2 separate regions of the Homo sapiens genome follow, and region 2 is linked to region 1. The links are chromatin loops, found by intact Hi-C in ENCODE. Cell type or tissue: mammary epithelial cell. All regions are shown on one strand. Each heading gives the region's core, and the rest is flanking DNA. Links, peaks and the distances in the headings are about the cores only. Region 1 has its middle 94 kb from the start of LINC02643. Region 2 holds the start of MLLT10 (MLLT10 histone lysine methyltransferase DOT1L cofactor).

Evidence for each region. A loop is a pair of places that touch in the nucleus more often than their neighbours do. Peaks named below come from ENCODE experiments on the same cell type or tissue, not always from the same donor. Only the 100,000 strongest peaks of a DNase experiment are listed, where the experiment ranks them.
Region 2: a loop joins it to region 1, with 10 times the contacts of the local background. A loop is called at or near these places in 9 of 110 quality-filtered maps.

The regions. Positions count from the first base shown.
Region 1 is chr10:21,274,302-21,284,357 of GRCh38, reverse strand. It overlaps a transcript of NEBL not described here. Among named protein-coding and RNA genes, the nearest start is that of LINC02643, 94 kb to the left of the region's middle. RefSeq lists enhancers at 1,184-1,860, 1,861-2,539, 5,366-5,485. In mammary epithelial cell, for the core only: a CTCF peak has its summit at 5,457 (motif pointing left); a DNase peak (open chromatin) is centred at 5,427.
Region 2 is chr10:21,529,742-21,539,797 of GRCh38, reverse strand. It overlaps MLLT10 (MLLT10 histone lysine methyltransferase DOT1L cofactor), which reads right to left and starts at 5,566. Exons shown (of 23, transcript NM_001195626.3): 1 at 5,278-5,566; 2 at 4,994-5,153; 3 at 886-965. The coding sequence starts at 5,153. RefSeq lists enhancers at 3,079-3,592, 3,856-4,568, 5,284-5,997 and silencers at 4,629-4,718, 4,859-5,198, 5,309-5,378, 5,389-5,918. In mammary epithelial cell, for the core only: a CTCF peak has its summit at 6,040; a DNase peak (open chromatin) is centred at 5,707; H3K4me3 peaks cover 2,584 bases; H3K27ac peaks cover 2,218 bases.

The DNA.
Region 1 (10,056 bases), core at 3,152-8,151:
AGGCCTAGGCATTGTAATGATTAGAAAGAACAAAAGCTCAGTGCAGCTGAAATTAGTGGACATGCACTATGTGCCAAGGAAATATCATCAGACTGAATTCTGTCTTCAAGCCACTTCATTTTCGTTTTTTTTTTTTTTTTTTTTTTTGGAGACGGAGTCTTGCTCTGTCACCCAGGCTGTAGTGCAGTGGTGCGATCTCGGCTCACTGTAACCTCTGCCTCCTGGGTTCTACAGATTCTCCTGCCTCAGCTTCCTGAGTAGCTGGGACTACAGGCGTGAGCCACCATACCTGGCTCATTTTTTTTTTTTTTTTTTTTTTTTAGTGCAGATTAGGTTTTGCTATGTTGAACCAGGCTGGTCTCGAACTCCTGACCTCAAGTGATCCACCCACCTGGGCCTCCCAAAGTGCTGGGATTACAGGCTTGAGCCACCATGCCCGACTGGCCAAGCCACTTAGAGTCCGATGGAGGACCTTCACTATTTGTTGCAGTCTAAGACCTAAAATAAACCCATGCTGCTCTACCTAAGCCCTGAAAAGAAATTCAGCTCAGGTCCCTTATCTGTTCTGAAGTCTAAGAAGCTCTGAAAACCCAAAAGATTTTCTTAAGGAGAAGCTGAAATTTTGTAGTCTTTACCTATCCCACTTGGTATGAATATTCATATGATTCACTGCAGAAATATTAATAGGTTTGATTGAGGGGTCTTATTCCAGACTCTGCTGGGTGTGTTACATGGAATATAATAGAATATATGTACTCTATAACCTTTCTAAAACCAAAAATCATCCAAATTCTGGAATACCACAGGCTCCAAAGTTATAGGGAAGGGGTCCAGATCCAGACCCCAAGAGGCGGTTCTTGGATCTCACGCAACAAATAATTCAGGGGGAGTCTGTAGAGTAAAGTGAAAGCAAGTTTATTAGGAAAGTAAAGGAATAAAAGAATGGCTACTTTGTATACAGGGCAGCCCCAAGGGCTGCTGGTTGCCCGTTTTTATGGTTATTTCTTGATGATATGCTAAACAAGCGGTGGATTATTCATGCCTCCCCTTTTTAGACCATATAGGGTAACTTCCTGTTGTTGCCATGGCATTTATTTGTAAACCGTCATGGCGCTAATGGGAATGTAGCAGTGAGGACAACCAGAGGTCACTCTTGTTGCCATTTTGGTTCTGGTGGGTTTTAGCTGGCTTCTTTACCGCAATTTTTTTTTTTTTTTTTTTTGAGACACAGTCTTGCCCTGTCGCCCAGGCTAGAGTGCAGTGGCATGATCTCTGCTCACTGCAACCTCTGCCTCCTGGGTTCAAGCTATTCTCCTGCCTCAGCCTCCCAAGTAGCTGGGCTTACAGGTGCATGCCACCATGCCTGGCTAATTTTTTAAAATTTTTTGTATTTTCAGTAGAGAAGGGGTTTCACCATGTTGGCCAGGCTGGTCTCGAACTCTTAACCTCAGGTGATCTGCCTGCCTCGGCCTCCCAAAGTGCTGGGATTACAGGCGTGAGCCACTGCGCCCTGCCTATTGCAACCTTTTTTTAATCAGCAATATCTTTATGACCTGTATCTTGTGGTGACCCTTTATGTCATCCTGTGACTTAGAATGCCTTAACTGTCTGGGAATGCAGCCCAGTAGGTCTCAGCCTCATTTTACCCAGCTCCTATTCAACATGGAGTTGCTCAGAGGTTCACACGCCTCTGACAATATGACCTGTTGTAAAATGGTCTTTCTTCAGCCTCTAGTTCCTCACTGCACAGTCCCTATTAATTCAATATATGGCTTTGTTCCTCAGGCTCCAGCTGAACTTTCTGTCATCAATGCTTCTTTTTGCTTCTTCTTCTTTTTTTTCCCCCCTGCCTTTGGCCTTAACTTCTTGATCTGGTGGCAAAGGTATGACTTCGTCCTTCCTGGGAGCTCTTTCCTTGGCATCATTCCCTGACACTATGGTAGCCGTCCCTCCCTTTTGCCTCTGTGACCAAAGCTTGGTTTTGTTTGTTTGCACCTTTCCTTAGGTTTGTGCTCCCTACGGAGCCTCTTGCATTGTAGGTACTAATAAATATTTGTAATGAAGGAATTCCCCAAGGCCTGGATTGCTGCTCTCTACCCCCGCAGAGAGCTCATCCATTCACAGCAGTCACCGGCTGGGCAGAGGCTCCTAAATCTACATATTCACTTCTGACCTGTCACTGGAATTCCTCTTCCATTGTTGCAGATGTTTACTGATCTCTTTGGCTAACTGTCTTGCTAGCACCTCATTTTCAACCTCTCCCTTCAAAAGTCTCACATACGCACAAATCCCACACTTGCATCTATAGGAATGGGAAGAAATTGGTAGGCTGGAGGAATGGTTGTGGGACAGAAGGAGGGAAACTTTTAAAACAATTGCATCTTTTGTTTGTTGTACCTTCACGTGTATTACTTAAAAAGAAAGGAATTTATTTTTCAAAAGGAAAAGTTACATGACATTCTGGAAAAGGCAAAACTATGGATACAGTAAGAAGACTGTTGGTGACTAGGGGCTTGAAGGGACGGAGGGATGAGAAGGGGGAGGACAGAGGACTTTTAGGGCAGTGAAATTATCCTGTAGGTTCCTTTAAATGGGGGATGTGCATCATTATGCATTTTTCCAAATCCATAGAATGCACAACACAGACAGAACCCCCAAAGTAAACTATGGACTCCAGGTGATCGTGATATGTTAACGTAGGTTTATGTAGGTAACAAATGTCCCACACTGGTGTGGGATGTCAGGATGTGGATGGTGGGGAGGATGAATGTGTGTTTGGGGAGGGGCTGTGCGGGAACTCTGCACATTTTACCCCATTTCATGTCAACCTAAAATGGCTCTAAAAATGTCTATTAATTATAAAAAAAAAAAGAAAGAAAGAAAAGGAAAGACAAGCAGCAGAGAGTGGTGGTGTGTACCTGTAATCCCAGCGAGTTGGGAGGCTGAGGCAGGAGGATTACTTGAGGCAAGGAGTTTGAGACCAGCCTGGGCAATATAGCAAGATCCCTTCTCTCTAAAAACACACACACAAAAAACCCCAAAACCAAAAAACAAGGGCTTGCACTGGGCCAGAATGCTTGGTATTTTGTGCTGGAAGCTCACTATATTTACACTAATTAGAGTCAGTGCAGACAAACTGATTATTCATAAAAGGAGGAAGTAGTTCACTCACTCAGGCTGGATTCACTAGATCCCTGTTGACAGCTCAGGCCTCCAGGTCTGGTGAATCCCAGGCATTTTGTCTTTCCTTTGGAAGAGCATTTGTGCTTGACCTCTGCCATGACTCTGTGGGTTGGGCCTCCTTTAGCTCATCCCTGGAATACTCTAACAGTCTTCTAAATATTTGAACATATCTGCCTATTTCTCTACCATCCTATACAATATCATCAGATTAAGATGCATTTCTTCCTGTTACTTCTCACCTTAAAAAATCTACAATGCTTGGCTGGGTGAGGTGGCTCACGCCTGTAATCACAGCACTTTGGGAAGACGATGTGGGCAGATCACCTGAGGTCAGGAGTTTGAGACCAGCCTGGCCAACATGGTGAGACCCTGTCTCTACTAAAAATACAACAATTAGCCATGCGCGATGGTGTGTGCCTGTAATCCCACCTACTCGGGAGGCTGAGGCAGGAGAATCGCTTGAACCTGGGAGGTGGAGGTTACAGTGAGCAGTGAGCTAGGATTGCACCACTGCACTCCAGCCTGGGCAATAGGCAAAAAAAAAAAAAAAAAAAAGGAAAAAGAAAAACCAAAAATACCTACAATGCCCCTTACATGAAGTCTTGGCTCTTTCTTGACTCTGGGGGACCCCTGTTCACCATCCACACCTCCTAGGCCACTGTCTTTTTCAGTCACCCCCAATACAACCTCCCACCTTCCTATCTGCCTTTTGTATCTCTCTGGGCTGGCATGCCTAGAATCTTTCTCCCCATTCATTGCTCTTTGCCCGAAATCCAACTCCTAAAGGGACTTACAATTCTTTTGTTCTACTGCCTAGGGCAGTGGTATAAACTCATACATTTAACAGCTTGATTTTTTTTGGTTGGGTATGTATGGGAGCATATGGGTGATCCATTTCACATGTAGAAATGAGAATTGCACCCCTGGAAGAGATGGTCATGTGACTTCGGCCCATGTGTTCTGGAACCCATGCTGGTTCCATTTTGCTATAGGGGCATCACGGGGATTTATGCTTGGACTGGAACGAACCGTGGAAAGACCCCAGGTGACCCTAATCTGCAAGATCCACTTGGGTTCTAGGCAGCCTCAATCAGAAGATTATTTCAAAACTGGCTTTTTTTTAGGGTCTTTAGGGGACTTTTTGGCTTCTCTTAAGCGGCAGAGAAGCTTTAGAGTTTGGGCAATAAAGTATAAAATTAACCTCTGGGTTTTGGTCCATTTCTGTTTCTAAGAAGTAGATCTGATACTTCCCTTGTCAGCTTTTATAACTCTTGCAAAGCTCAAGAGAGACAAGAATACCAATGAATCATATGAACCAGGTGGCAGCAAATGATGGCCCGTGGGACACATTTAGCCTGCTGCTTGTTTTTGTACAGCCCACAAACTAAGAATGGTTTTTACTTTTTTTTTTTTTTTTTATATGGATTCTGGCTCTGTCACCCAGACTGGAGTGCAATGATGCGATCTTGGCTCACTGCAGCCTCTGCCTCCCAGGTTCAAGTGATTCTCATGTCTCAGCCTCCTGAGTAGCTGGGATTACAGGTGCCTGCCACCATGCCCAGCTAATTTTTTGTATTTTTAGGTTTTGCCATGTTGGCCAGGCTGGTCTCGAACTCATGACCTCCAGTGATCCGCCCTTCTTGGCCTCCCAAACTGCTGAGATTACAGGCATGAACCACTGTGCCTGGCCTATATTTTTAAAGTGTTGAAACAAAAAATAGGCCAGGCATGGTGGCCTGTAATCCCAGTGCTTTAGTAGGCTGAGGCGGGAGGATTGCTTGAGGCCAGAAGTTAGAGGTTACAGTGAGCTACTCATGCCACTGCACTCCACCCTAGGCAACAGAGGGAGCAGAGGGAGACTGTCTAAAAAAAAAAAAAAAAAAAATTGAAAAAATAAAAAGATGGCTATTTTTGTGACATGTGAACATTATATGAAATTCAAATCTTGGCATCCATAAATAAAGTTTTATTGGAATGCAGCCAGGCTGGTTGGTTTACTTACTGCCTATAGCTGCTTTTGTTCTTCCATGTCAGAGTTGAGGCTATGCAACAGAGACGGTATGATGTGTAGAGCCTAAATAGTAAATATCCAGCCCACACAGAGAAATTCTGCCCGCCTCTGTAAGGCACAGTACACACATAAGACATGCTTGTTGTAGCTGTGATCTTTCTTCATGGCGCTGGGGCTATGAACTATCTAATTGCTAAGATTCTGGAGGTGCAGGGCCTCAGGGAGGTGCCATGCACATACAATACAAGGGGTATAGCGCCCCCTGGAGGCAACGTTGGATTTGAAGCAGCCAGTGTGGTGGACAGGCCTTGCGGGGAGTGAGGAGGCCTGATTCTAACCTTGGCCCTGCAGAGAACTCCCTGGCTATGTAACTCAGGGGCAGATCTCACCGAACTTCTCTGGGCCTCAAATCCACATCTGTAAAAGGAAGGGGTTGTACTCTCAATGGTTCTAAAACTCCTTCTCTTCCTCTGTCCCTTCCTTTCTGCATTCTTCTTGGCAGAATCCTTTCCTCAAATCAGTGCTCCGATAGACCCCTAATACAGTAAACAGCTGAAGGTGGAGAGTCTCTGTTGGAAGTGGGTCTTGGCCTAAGCCTCCCTCATTGACCCATGATGACTGCACAGAAGAGATTTCCAAACTCCTCCCAGCCCTAGCAGTTATGGGTCCAGGGCCTCATCACTGAGAACAGCCCCACACCAGTTTACTTTTCATTTTTTAGAGTGAGGGTTTTACTCTGTCACCTAGCCTGGAGTGCAGTGGTGCCATCATAGCTCACTGAAGCCTCGACGTCCTGGGCTCAAGTGATCCTCCTGCCTCAGCCTCCTGAGTAGCTGGGATGATAGGTGCACGCCACCACACCTAGCTCATGTTTTTATTTTTATTCTGTAGAGACGGCGTCTTGCTGTGTGGCCAGGCTGGTCTTGAACTCCTGGGCTCAAGCAATTCTCCCGCCTCAGGCTCCCGAGTAGCTGGGACTGCATGTGTGCACCACCATGCCCGGCTCAAATCAGATCTTTGCATGCATGCTTTGAGGCCACATATTCTGGTTCAGTCAACCAGAATGTTCTGTGGTGCTGGCGTTTCCCAATCATCCCTCACATGTTGTTAGTAGTAATAGTAGCAGCTAAAATTTACTGAGCACTTACTGCTTTCCAGATAACTAGGCGAAGCCTCAAGGGGTCTTTTGTCATTGAATATAGACAACAGCTCAATGAAGTAGGTGCTATAATTACTCCCAGTTTACAAACAAGAAGAGGTAGGAGGACTACTTGAGCCCAAGAGTTGGAGGCCAGCCTGCCTAACACCTGCAAGACACCTTGTCTCTTAAAAAAGAAAGAAAGAAAGAAAAAAATGACTTTCATAAAACCAATGGACAAGGTGTTAAAAACAGTCCTGGAAGACTATGTTAACATGGAAAGGCCCAAAGCATTGTGTCAGAAGAATCATTACCTGGGACTGAAATAGAATGCAAGAGGCAGGGAATGACAATTGGTCACAGTAACAGAAGATAATGATTTCTGAGCACTGGGTAGCACCAATGACTAACTGTATGTTCTGTCCCATGCACCCACACAGCAATACATGTTATTGATCCTATCACTATTTCCATTTGACCAATGTGGAAACTGAAGCCTAGAAAGGTTAAGTTTTGGGCCAGGCACAGTGGCTTATGCCTGTAATCCCAGCACTTTGAGAGGCAAAAGTGGGTGGATCACTTGAGGTCAGGAGTTCGAGACCAGCCTGGCCAACATGGGGGAAACCCAGTTTCTACTAAAAATACAAAATTTAGCCAGGAGTGGTGGTGGGCACTCGTAATCCCAGCTACTTGGAAAGCTGAGGCAGGAGAATCGCTTGAACCTAGGAGGTGGAGTTTGCAGTGAGCTGAGATTGTGCCACTGCACTCCAGCCTGGGCGACAGAGCGAGACTCCGTCTCAAAAAAAAAAAAAAAAAAGAAAGAAATATTTGGTGCATTGGCTCCAGACTATATACCTGCAGGCATGAGCAATCGTGTTTTTTTTTGTTTTTGTTTTTGAGACAGGGTCTTCTTCTGTGACTCAGGCTGGAGTACAGTAGTGTCATCATGACTCACTGCAGCCTTGACCTCCTGGGCTCAAGTGAACCTTCTACCTCAGCCTCCCAAGTAGCTGGAACTACAAGTGTGCACCACTATACCTGGCTAATTTTTTTTTTTTTGAGACAGTCTCACTCTATCACCCAGGCTGGAGTACACTGGCATGATCTTGGCTCACTGCAACCTCCGCCTCTCAGGTTCACGTGATTCTCATGCCTCAGCTTCACAAGTAGCTGGGATTACCAGCGCCTGCCATCACTGTTGGCTAATTTTTATATTTTTAGTAGAGATGGGGTTTCCCCATGTTGGCCGGGCTGGTCTCGAACTCTTGGCCTCAAGTGATCTGCCTGCTTTGGCCTCCCAAAGCTCTAGGGTTACAGACATGAGTCATCACTCCTGGCCTCTGGCTAATTTTTGTATATTTTTGTAGAGATGGGGTTTTGACATATTGCTCAGGCTGGTCTCAAACTTCTGAACTCAAGAGATCCATCCACCTCGGCCTCCCAAAGGCTGGGATTATAGGCATGAGCCATCATACTCGAGTGGCAATCAGTTTTGACCAACAAACTACCATATTCTACTTGTGGCTCAGTTTTGGTGAGAAGAGGCTTCTGTGAGGAAGGGGTAGAAGATTATAGGAAGTGTGGGTCTCAAGGCAAGGAACTTGAAAAGCCACACCAGGGCTACACTAGGGGTTGGTGGGTGGAGGGTTGTGGTGGGATGAAGCCCAAGGTGTGGGTTAACCTCACAACAGCAGAGCCTGGACATGTAGAAGAAAAATTCTAGGTTTTTATAAGCACAGAAAGGTGGTAAGTTGGGCTGGGCGTGGTGGCTCACGCCTGTAATCCCAGCTCTTTGGGAGGCTATGGTGGGCAGATCACTAGAGGTCAGGAGTTTGAGACCAGCCTGCCCAACATGGTGGAACGCTGTCTCCACTAAAAATACAAAAAATTAGCCAGGCATGGTTGTGCACACCTGTAGTTTCATCTACTCAGGAGGCTGAGGCATGACAATCGCTTGAACCTAGGAGGCGGAGGTCAGAATGAGTTGAGATCACACCACTGCACTTCAGTCTGGGCAACAGAGTGAGGCTCTGTCTTTAAAAAAAAAAAAAAAAAAAGAAAGGGCTGGCTGTGGTGGCTCACTCCTGTAATCCCAATCCCAGCACTTTGGGAGGCTGAGGCAGGCAGATCGCCTGAGGTCGGGAATTCAAGACCAGCCTGACCAATATGGAGAAACCCCGTCTCTACTAAAAATACAAAAAAAAAAAAAAAAAAAAAATTAGCTGGGTGTGGTGGCACTTGCCTGTAATCCCAGCTACTCGGGAGGCCGAGGCAGGAGAATTGCTTGAACCCAGGAGGCAGAGGTTGCGGTGAGCCAAGATTCCGTCATTGCACTCCAGCCTTGGCAACAAGAGCAAAACTCTGTCTCAAAAAAAAAAAAAAAAAAAAGCTGGTAATGTGATGAGTCTATGTTAGTTCAGGTTTTACAAAAGCAAACAAGACACATGGGTGCAAGTAGGTTTTGCAGAGGTGATCTCAGGAAATATTAGGAGGAGTGAGGACACGAAAAACAGAGAGGAGGAAAACCTGCAAAGTGGGTTTCGTGAGTGGGCACTCTGCACCACTCGGGCTCAGTGAGAGGAACTCTCGGAGACCCCTATTTTGGAGTCATCCCACTTAAGGTCTGGAAGCTGGGGAAACTTGTCCAAATCTAGTGATTGAAGGTTGCTCTGGTAATGTTTTCTGCTGGGGTCAAGCCTGAGACAGAAAACGCCCATAGGAAGAGAGATGCAGAAAGCCAGTGTATTTATTAAAAGCTTAAAATGGCTTAAAACAGCACACATTCATTAGCTTATAGTTTCTGGGAGTCAGGACCTGGGCATGATTTAGTTGAGAGATGCTCTGCTCCAGGGTCGCTCATGAGGCCGCGATAAAGCTGTTGAGCAGGGTGGGGTGGGCATCTCATCTGAAGGCTCAGCTGGGGAAGAATCCACCTCTAAATTCACTTGCATGGTGGTGGGCAGAATTTACAGTTAGCCCTTGAACAACACAGGCGTGAACTTCATGGGTCCACTTACACATGGACTTTCTTCCTCCTCTGCCTTCCCTGAGACAGCAAAACCAACCCCTCCTCCTCTTCCTTCTCCTCAGCCTACTCAATGTGAAGATGATGAGGATGAAGACCTTTATGATGATCCACTTCCACTCAATGAATAGTCAATATATTTTCTTTTTAAATTTTATTTTAAAATAATTAATATTAATAATTTAAATTAAAAAAAGCAAATATTTTTTCCTTATGATTCTTAAATAACATTTTTCTTTTCTCTAGCATACTGTATTGTAAGAATATAGTGTATAGGCTGGGTGTGGTGGCTCAAACTTGTAATCCCAGCACTTTGGGAGGCCAAGTCGGGTGGAACACTTGAGGCCAGGGGTTCGAGACCAGGCTGGCCAACATGATGAAACCCTGTCTCTACTAAAAATGCAAAAATTAGCCAGGAGTGGAGGTGCATTCATGTAATCCCAGCTACTCGGGAGGCTGAGGCACGAGAATTGTTTGAGCCTGGGAAGTGGAGGTTGCAGTGAGCTGAGATCATGCCATTGCACTCCAGCCTGGGCAACAGAGGGAAATTGTGTCTCAAAAATAGATAAATAATACTAACTAACTAAATAAAACGCAGTGTATAATGCATAGAACATAGGAAATATGTGTTAATCGACTATGTGATTGGTAAGGCTTCTTGTCAACAGCAGGACATTAGTAGTTAAGCTTTTGGGAAGT
Region 2 (10,056 bases), core at 3,218-8,217, 260 kb before region 1:
ATGTTTGTAATTTGTTTTTCTTTTTTTTGAGACAGAGTTTCACTCTTATTGCCCAAGCTGGAGTGCAATGGCACCATCTCAGCTCACTGCAACCTCTACCTCCCGGGTTCAAGTAATTCTCCTGCTTCAGCCTCCTAAGTAGCTGGGACTACAGGTGCTTGCCACACCCAGCTAATTTTTGTATTTGTAGTAGAGACGGGGTTTCACCATGTTGGCCAGGGTGGTCTCCATCTTTTGACCTCGAGATACTCCCGCCTCGGCCTCCCAAAGTGCTGGGATTACAGGTGTGAACCACTGCACCCGGCACCTCCTTCATTCTTATAAGAGGTTTAGAAAAGTTCTGAAATAAGGTAACCACCCAAGTTAAAAAAAAAAAAAAAAAAAAGATTTTTATGTTGGTTTGCCAAAGGGACTGAATGCCTGAAATCAGTGAGTGTTCGAAGTTAAACTATACACCCAAAGATGTAGTAAAAGGAATATGATAGTCACTAAAATTATTGGGTTTTTTTCCCATTACACAAAACCTAAGAGAATTATCAATGTAACTTCCTTATGTTTCTATTTCCATTATATTTTAACTATGATTAGCCAGTGTAACCTTCAAACTTCTTCAAGCTTTCTTGATTCTGTAACTAGTTAACAAAGCCCAAATATGACTATGTATTTTTGTTTTCAAAGTATCCAAAATATACTCACTTGATTCCATTTGTTTTTCAGTTTTACAAAATCTGTTTAATACTCCAAGTCAATATTTGGCCTAAATTATCTCTTACATTATGATATTTGAAGAAATGACTGACAACCCCACAAACCACAACAGGAGTGCAGTTCCTAATTTCCTAACCTACTCACTAAAGTTTAATGTTTTTGATAAATAGTCCTTACCACTCTGGCTGCTCTCTCCTGAGATTCACATTTCCTGCAAAACCACGGTCCAGTGGGTACTTGAACAATGCCATAGCAAGCTGTTGAAAAATGAAATGTGTTAAAATGTTAAGATTCGAAGAACTATGGAAAAATCAAATACCCTTTCAAAGCCCTATTAATCCACCTGTCACTATTCAAGTAAACTACCTCTTTACAGAGAAGTAAAACAGTTCACATCCTATTTATCACATATACAGCTTACTTAATTAACAAGTAAAAATTTTAAATGCAACTCTTTTGTGTTACCTCATCTAAATAAATCAAGGCTGGGTGCAATGGTTCATGCCTGTAATCCCAGCATTTTGGGAGGTCGAGTTGGGAGGGCTGCTGGAGCCCAGGAGTTCCAGAACAGTCTAGGCAATACAGTGAGACTCCATCTCCACAAAAAAAAAAAATTTTTTTTAATTAGGCCAGGCGCAGTGGCTCACACCTATAATCCCAGCACTTTGGGAGGCTGAGACAGGCGGATCACCTGAGGTTGGGAGTTCAAGACCAGCCTGACCAACATGAAGAAACCCTGTCCCTACTAAAAATACAAAATTAGCCAGGCGTGGTGGCACATGCCTGTAATCCTACTACTCAGGAGGCTGCGGCAGGAGAATCGCTTGAACCTGGGAGGCAGAGGTTGCAGTGAGGTAAGATCGCACCATTGCACTCCAGCCTGGGCAATAAGAGTGAAACTCCGTCTCAAATTTAAAAAAAAAAAAAAAAAAAAATTAGCTGGGCACGGTGGCATGTGCCTACAGTCCCAGCTACTCAGGAGGCTGACTTGAGCCTGGGAAGTCAAGGCTGCAGTGAGCCATAATCACACCACTGTGCTCCAGCCTGGGCAACAGAGGGAGACCCTATCTCAAAAAAAAAAAGGTATGTTTATTTCTAAATACATAATGATGTGAATGCTCCAAATGATTTAATTATACATCACATATCTAATCACAGTCTTGTTTTAAAATTGGTTTTTAAAGTTAATAATTAGCTCAAAACTGAAAATTTTCTAAAACTCTAAAAACACTAATAACCAAGTAGACTTCTGCATGAGCTTGCTAGGCAGAAATATGAAAATATCTTAAATATTGGAAAGCATTTAAAGAATATAAATTCAGGTCGGACGCGGTGGCTCATGCCTGTAATCCCAGCACTTTGGCAGGCCGAGGCAGGAGGATCACCTGAGGTCAGGAGTTCCAGACCAGCCTGGCCAAGATGGTGAAACCCCATCTCTACTAAAAATTTTTTTAAAAATTAGCTGGGCATGGTGGCAGGTGCCTGTAACCCCAGCTACTTGGGAGGCTGAGGCAGGAGAATCACTTGAACTTGGGTGGCGAAGGTTTCACTGAGCCGAGATCACGCCACTGCACTCCAGCCTGGACAAGAAGAGCAAAACTCCATCTCAAAAAAGAAAAAAAGAAATTAGCCAGGTGTGGTGGTAGTGCCTGTAGTCCCAGCTACTCAGGAGGCTGAGGCAGGAGAATCACATGAACCCGGGAGGTAGAGGCTGCAGTGAGCCGAGATTGCCCCACTGCATTCCAGCCTGGGCGACAGAGGGAGTCTCCGCCTCAAAAAAATATATAAAGAAAGAAAGAATATAAATTCACAAAACAGAGTACTACCCACTGTACAATCACAGCAGAATATAAATTCAGTATAACTTTTTAAAACTCCAAAAGCTAAACTTCCACTTCCAGTTAAACATTTGTAGGACCAGGCAAGGCAGCTCATGCCTGTAATCCCAGCACTTTATGAGGCTAAGGCGGGCAGATCCCTTGAGCTCAAAAGTTCGAGACCAGGCCAGGTGCAATGACTCACACCTGTAATCCCAGCAGTTTGGAAGGCCAAGGCAGGCAGATCACCCTGGGGTCAGGGGTTCAAGACCAGCCTGACCAACATGGAGAAACCCCATCTCTACTAAAAAAAATACAAAAATTAGCAGGGCATGGTGGTCCATGCCTGCAATCCCAGCTACTCGGGAGGCTGAGGTAGGAGAATCACTTGAACCTGGATGCAGAGGTTGCGGTGAGCCGAGATGGCACCATTGCACTCCAGCCTGAGCAACAAGAGCAAAACTCTGTCTCAAAAAAAAAAAAGTCAAGACCAACCTGGGCAACCTGGTGAAATCCCACCTCTACCAAAAATACAAAATTAGCCCGACATGGTTGTCCAGGCCTGTGGTCCCAGCTACTGGGAAGGCTGAAGTGGGAAGATGGCTTGGAAGGTCAAGGCTGCAGTGAGCTGTAATAGCACCCTGCATGCCAGCCTGAGCCACAAAGTGAGACCCTGTCTCAAAAAAACAGAATTTGTAAAATGTGTCTCACTATAAATGCTCTATCCGTCAAAAAACACAGCATAGGTGTCCAAAACACAGCATCATTGCCCAAAAACTTTATTCAGGTGTACTTCTAGGAAGGAAAATTTAAGATTTGAATAAAAATTTTCTATATTGGGACATAGAAATTATCAAATTTTGATAGTTTATCATCCAATTCATAAGAAATTCCAATTCATAAGAAATTCATTGGCCTTCAAAATGCCAATGAACATGGGATGACCTTAAAATCAGTATCTGGTTTGACACGCATTGTATTCACTCCCTAAAAAAGCAAGACATGCAACTTGGCTCTTCTTTAAAAGTCTAGGGCCAGGCGCAGTGGCTGACGCCGGTAATCCCAGCACTTTGGGAGGCCGAGGCAAGAGGATCACCTGAGGTCAGGAATTTGAGACCAGCCTGGCCAACATGGCGAAACCCCGTCTCTACTAAAAAATACAAATTAGCCGGTGTGCTAGGGTGTGCTTGTTATCCCAGCTACTCAAGAAGCTGAGGCAGGAGAATCAATCGCTTGAACCCAGGAGGCAGAGGTTGCAGTAAGCTGAGATGGCACCACTGCACTACAGCCTGGGTGACAGAGCAAGACTCCGTCTCAACAAAATAAAAAGTAAAAAAATAAAAGTCTGGGAATAAACAGCATTCTCAGAGTAAGTACACTACCTCAGAATCATCACCACTGCTTCTAAAGTCTCCCTTTCCAAGTGTGACATTCGTTTCTCTACAAAATGCACTTTAGCAGATGTTCAAATTTTCGTCTCCCTTTTGGTGGTAGTCCTTTCCAACAGACTACTAAAAACATATGCATCGCTTAATGCCAGATTCAGAAATGCGAAGGGACATGGAGCCACCAAAAAAGAATATAGACTGTTTTGTCCTGGATTCCTTACCACGTGAAATGGGGAAAAGTCGGCCACTTCAAAGGCCAGAAAAGTATCTTACTAGTGTCCTCGGCCTTCTTGTATATCCAAAAACCTCATCAATTGTTAACAACCAGAAATAAACTAAGAGGCTCCCCAAAAGTGACTTGGCACCGCCACCTCTTCAGCCACCTAGGCTGGTGGTGGCCTGCCGCGGCCACCCCACAGGCGCTGCAGCAGCCCCGCCACTCCCGCATGGTCAGCAACGGACTCCGCCATCTCCTCCGCAGACAGCTACCGGGCGGCGGCGGCAGGGCCCGAGCCTTCTGGCTCGGGGTGCAACGGGCCCCGCATCCCTCCCCATCTAAAGAGGCAAGGCGACCCCCAGCCTCCCCACACTGGCGCCGCGTTCCCGAGCCCGTCTCCACGCCACAGGAAGTCTCCAAACACTGCGGCAGACAGGCGGCTGCAGGCCAGGGGAGAAGAGGGCGCTCCACTCTCCCAAACCCACCCCCGTGGCCCCGGGAACCCCGGGAAGGGCGCGCACCGCCCCCGCCCCCGCCCCCGCCCCCACCCCGGCCCAGATCTCGAGGGCGCGGCCGCCGCCCTGCCCCGCCCCGCCCCGCCGAGTCAGCAGACCCCGGCCCCAGGCGCAGGCGGCGGCCGAATGACACTTGAGAGAGTGAGAGCGGAATCACATGACAGTCCGGGCCACACGCACTTTCTCCCACATGCGCGGCCCACACCCCCCGCGCCCCGCCGCGGACCCTCCGCGTCCCTCCCGCGGCCGCGGCACGGGGCGGGGGCGCCGGCGGTTGCGGCCCAGGTGGGGGCGGCGGTGACCGTTGGGCGCAGGCCGGCGCGCCCCGGCGGGCGGTTGGGTGTTTACCTTGATGCACCGCGACGCTGCAGCCGTGCCCGTCGCAATAAACCAGCGGGTTCTCGGCCCAGCCTCTCTCGTCTGAGCAAACGCAACAGCCTCCAATCATCTCCTTCATACTATGGGAGACCTCGTCCTCCAGTGACACGGGCCGGTCGCTAGAGACCATCTAAGAGGGAGTTGGGGGGACCATTAAAAAACACATGCAAGCCGATTAGTGCTTCCCCCCCACACAGCCCCCCGAGCCCGCCCCGGCGCCCCCCGCCCGGCCCGGCAGCCCACCGCTCGCTCACTCGGGCTTTGCCGCTCAGTCACTCACGTTCCGCACAGGAGTCAGGAGCCATGTCCTTGCTGATTCCCCCCACCTCCCCTCCACCGCCTCCTCCGCCTCCTCCTCCTCCTCAGCGTCTTCCCTCCCCACCTCCACCCGGCCGCTAACGCGGGCGCCCGGAGAGGGCACACATAATCAAGAGGGCCTCCGCACAGGCGCACTGGGGGGAGGGGGGGCTCCCGCTGGGCCAGGGGCAGCGAGGGAGGGGAAGGGGGCTGCGCTTCCTCCTCGGAGCGTCACTTGGCGTGCGCGCCCGTCCTGCGGCCGGCGTGAGGGAGGAGGCCTGGGCGAGGCTAGCCCTGCGTGCGCGCTGCCGCGGCCTGTTGGCTGCCCCCGGCCTACCTCCGGGGCCCCGTCCCCCTCCCCCGCGCCGCTCGCCGCCGCCGAGGTGTGCTGGGGGTGGGCGCGAGGGGAGCCGGCGGCGCGCGGAGGCCGGAATGAACGGGCGCGGGGGCGCGCACGCGGGGGCGGGGACGTTAGGGCCGCCCTCTGCAGCGCTGGTGGCGCGGGCCGCGTGTGAGCGTCGGGAAGAGGCCTGGGAGGTGGCGGGGGAGGTGGACGCCCAGGGCTGGGAAGGGGTTTTCTCAGAATCGCCAGAGGGGAGTCCCCGGGGGCATCATCTCCGTGCCCTGGGAACCTACCTGCTGGCCTTTTCCTCCAAGACTGGCCCGTGGAAAACGAGGGTGGGGCGAGTGTGCCAGCTTCCATGAAGGGTGTAATGAAGCATGGCTTCCTGCAGTTGGCCGCGCTAACTTCACAGTGCTGCCGCAGCCACTCCACCCATTAAATTCACGTCCTGGACTCTTCCCAAAGTTCACCCGCTGGAAGTCCTACCAAATCTGCCGCCCATTTTCGCACTACGTGGGCCCCAATGACAAACGAAAGTGTATTCCAGGCTGAAGGTCAAAAGCCTGTGTTAGGGCTGCACTCGGAGAGGGAACGCCAAGGCGCCCCTCAGCTCGGTGTGCAGGACAAATGGTGGTTTATCCGGAATTAGCAATATAATACGATGATCCGGAAAATGCAGTTGTATTACACCAAAAGGAAGAAGGAACTCTAGCCCTCCTAGTCAGTCGCTAAAACATAATTAACGCCATCAGACAGTGGCGTCCAGTTTTGATGGAGGATTCCTCTGATCCGGGTCTTTTCTCCAAATTTATACTTGGAAATGTGAGGTCATTTAAAAGTGGCAGAAAGATGAGAGCTCCCACCTCACAAACAAATGGAAAATGGATTAGGCCTATCTGCATAGATTAATTAGCTGGATGCTGAGCACTTTTAAACTAAAATCTTCCACTGTCTGCCTATTCCTTATGCATCCGTAAAGCCCAATATTGATGTTTAAGCAAAAAATGTCTAATTAGAAAAGTTTCGCATGAAATCAGAATTATGCATAGATTGTTTAAATGACAAGCCCAGTTAAAAGGCGAATTCATGACTTTTGATTAATACCTTGCAGGTACAAAATGGTTCTTTATCAGCAATTCGCATTATAAATGTGCTGATCTGGAAGATGCACTTTCACAGTGCTAAAGCATAGAGAACCCAAGTTCTCCTAGTCGGTCGCCAAAAGATAATATAATGGTTTGGGCTTTAAAAGCCTTCTAAATGTTCTTCTGATAAAGGGGGGTTAGAAAAGGTATCATGGCTGTTTTTCTATTTCAAATTAATTGCTAGAAATCTGTGTAAGAGTGATAATAGGTATACAGCACAATGAGAGCATATATAGCAAATTCAGATGTTTTAAAAGCTGAGATATACAAAGTAATGGCAATTAAAATATACACTAAAACAATGAGAATTCACATAGTGCATTTAGAAAAGGTGACTACAAGACTACATAATATGAATTCTTTTTTGGGATGTGACAACAATTAATACATTTCTGGATATATAATAATTATATTTTTTAACTACCTTAAAAATTTATGAAACTAAAACGGGCTTCAAACAAAACTATACTGTCTTGTGTATCTTAACCATATATTTTATCTTCACCCTTATACAAAGGATACCAGCTCAATATCCAAGTCCTGTTCAGACTCTTACTATAGAGCAATTCTGAGTTAAAAATCAGTGTGAAACTTCCCCTCCCAAACACTGCAGCCAAGCCTTAATGCATTAAATTATTTAAAAACACATTTGTTTTATTTTTAATGCATTGGAGCTTAGTTCTTGTGAAGGAATTAATTTGTATGTAAAGAAGGATGGGTACCTTGCCCTATTCTTTAACACTTAAAACAAATGTAAGTAAACACTTGCTATTTCCTAAACAAAACAAAAAAAATGTATCATTTGTAAGAGGTTTCAGAAATTTTTAAAAATAGGGAAAATGTATTATTTCATAACAGCCTGTATATAAACAATAGTATCTGAAACAAATTTTGTTAAAGATGTATACATAAGTGTTCACAAAATATAATTCAAATTATTTAAAACTGATTTTAACATATGTTGAGTATGAAAATTATAAGAAAAAACATGAGTGTAAATAACTCATTTTCATTTTAACTTGTACCAGATATCAAACTTTTTCTTGTATATCTGAAGTATAATATTTTGTATATTTCTATAAAATGTTAAGTGAAAAGGAAGAAAAGCAGACAGTATAAAACAGTAAAACAGTTCAAATACACAATTAATTATTCATTCAGTAAATATTTATTCAACATTTACTGTGTACTGGGGACTGTTTTGGATATGGGGAATATAGCAGTGAGAAAGTTGTATTTGTCCTTTGTGAGACATATATATATATATATATATATATATATATATATAGTCATATATGTAACAATTGGCTGAATATGCTAATTTTCCTACCTCAAAATGGATAAAACTTGTAATTACATTGGCAGAATTGTTAAAGTTCAAGTATGCTTTTTAAAATACATAGCAATATAAAAATAAATTACCATAGGAGTTATAAAATAACTTTGTGAAAAAGAACAATTTCAACTGTAAAATGTTACCCTAAATTTTTATTTTATATTCTCAAAATATCCTTCAAAAAAGTGTATGTAGTACCTCTAGAATAAAATGAAACCCTGTTGTCTCTAAACATTGCTTCACATAACAGCAGCTAACTCAGTACTAGCTCATCTGTTTCTCCAAACTAATCATCTGAGGCAAACCACAAAAAACTCAAGTAAAGTATTTTATGATGTAACCTCTAACCCTACTATAATGGGAAGATGTATTTTCGCTCTATGGGTAATATATCTTCCAATAATTTTCTTTATTCTTTAAGGTAGGCACCAAATTTCTGTATTTGCTTTTCCATAATTATTTACATAAGTAGATATTATGAAAGAAATATTTAAAACCATATTCATTTCAGAGGTTAGTACTATTCATATTTATCTCCTTTGTAAATTAAAGTTTTATTTGCCTTCTGTTTGCGCATATTATATTTAGTCTATTGTACCCATTGTCAAGGTATATATAAATTTCTACAATGGGGTATAGAAACTGAGGTCTATTTCTACATCCATGTGAGGTATACTTCTATAATGCTGAGACTAGATACACTTTCCTGAACTCAGATTCTTGACTTCCATAGTGTGTAAAATTCTATATTGGCTCTTCGACTAAGTTTTTTAAGCAAAAAGCAATTAGAATTCCTGCATCTGCTAAACCTCATTGGAGTCTATCAACTTCTTTCTAAATAAATTAGTTGAAAAACTCAAAAAGACACTCTCTTATGATCTGTGCAGACTTTCAGATATATCCTCTTTTACATAGAGGAATCTCTGTTTTTTGTTTTGCTCATTTGGTACCCAAGAGTTTTTACCTTTTTCATTAAAAGTTTATTATGAGCCATATATTTATGCTAGTATGATTAAAATACTGAAGTGTTTCTGAAACTAGCTTTGTTATTAATATGTCACCATAAATGAGTATCGTGTCTTTATAGATACAAAACCACCATGGCACCTATATCATGGAGTACTATTCGAAATTTCATATAAAAATATTCTTTGCAATTATGTTTTGAATTGAGATTCTGTTAATGGCTTTTTCAAAAATCTATTTAATGAAACTTGTTAATCTTACTAGGTGATTATTTTTTACTCACCATCACACCTAGCAAGTGTCTTGCACATAGTAGGTCTAGAGTAAATGTTTGTTTAATGTCCTCAATTGGTGTTTAAAAGCTAATTACACTCTGAGCTTTATTCTTCAAAGTAAAGCAAGATTTTATTTTGTATGTACAATTGAACTAATATTTGTAAGTAATGATTAACAAAAATTTTCAGGTGAATTGATTTATCTGAAGATTTTCAATAGTTGAAATTAATATCAGTTTTTATTTACCAGGTAGTTTAGACTTGACTATTCTAAATAGCCCTCAAATGTTTACCACCTTTTCATGTAACAGTCATCATTTTATTACAAAACAATCTCCAACTTAGAATCAATTATAATTAATATTGTTTTTAGATACACTTTAATTTTCTGAAAGTTTGGTAGATAATTCTGAAATTTAAATTTTGTGTAATCTAAATAAAAATCTTTTTAAGAATCGAGGTCTAATATTTGAAAGGTTTGGTTTGGTTAATCGTGTTTGGCCTCGGAGCTATTTCTTTTGCTATAAAATTGATATCAAATGGCTGTATTTACATTTTTTGAGTAAAACAGCATGCAATTATCAATATAAAAATGCTATCTAAAAGATGCCTTTAGGCATTCTAGGTGTTACCTAAACCTCGTTAACGATTCAGAGTTGAACTATTTTTTT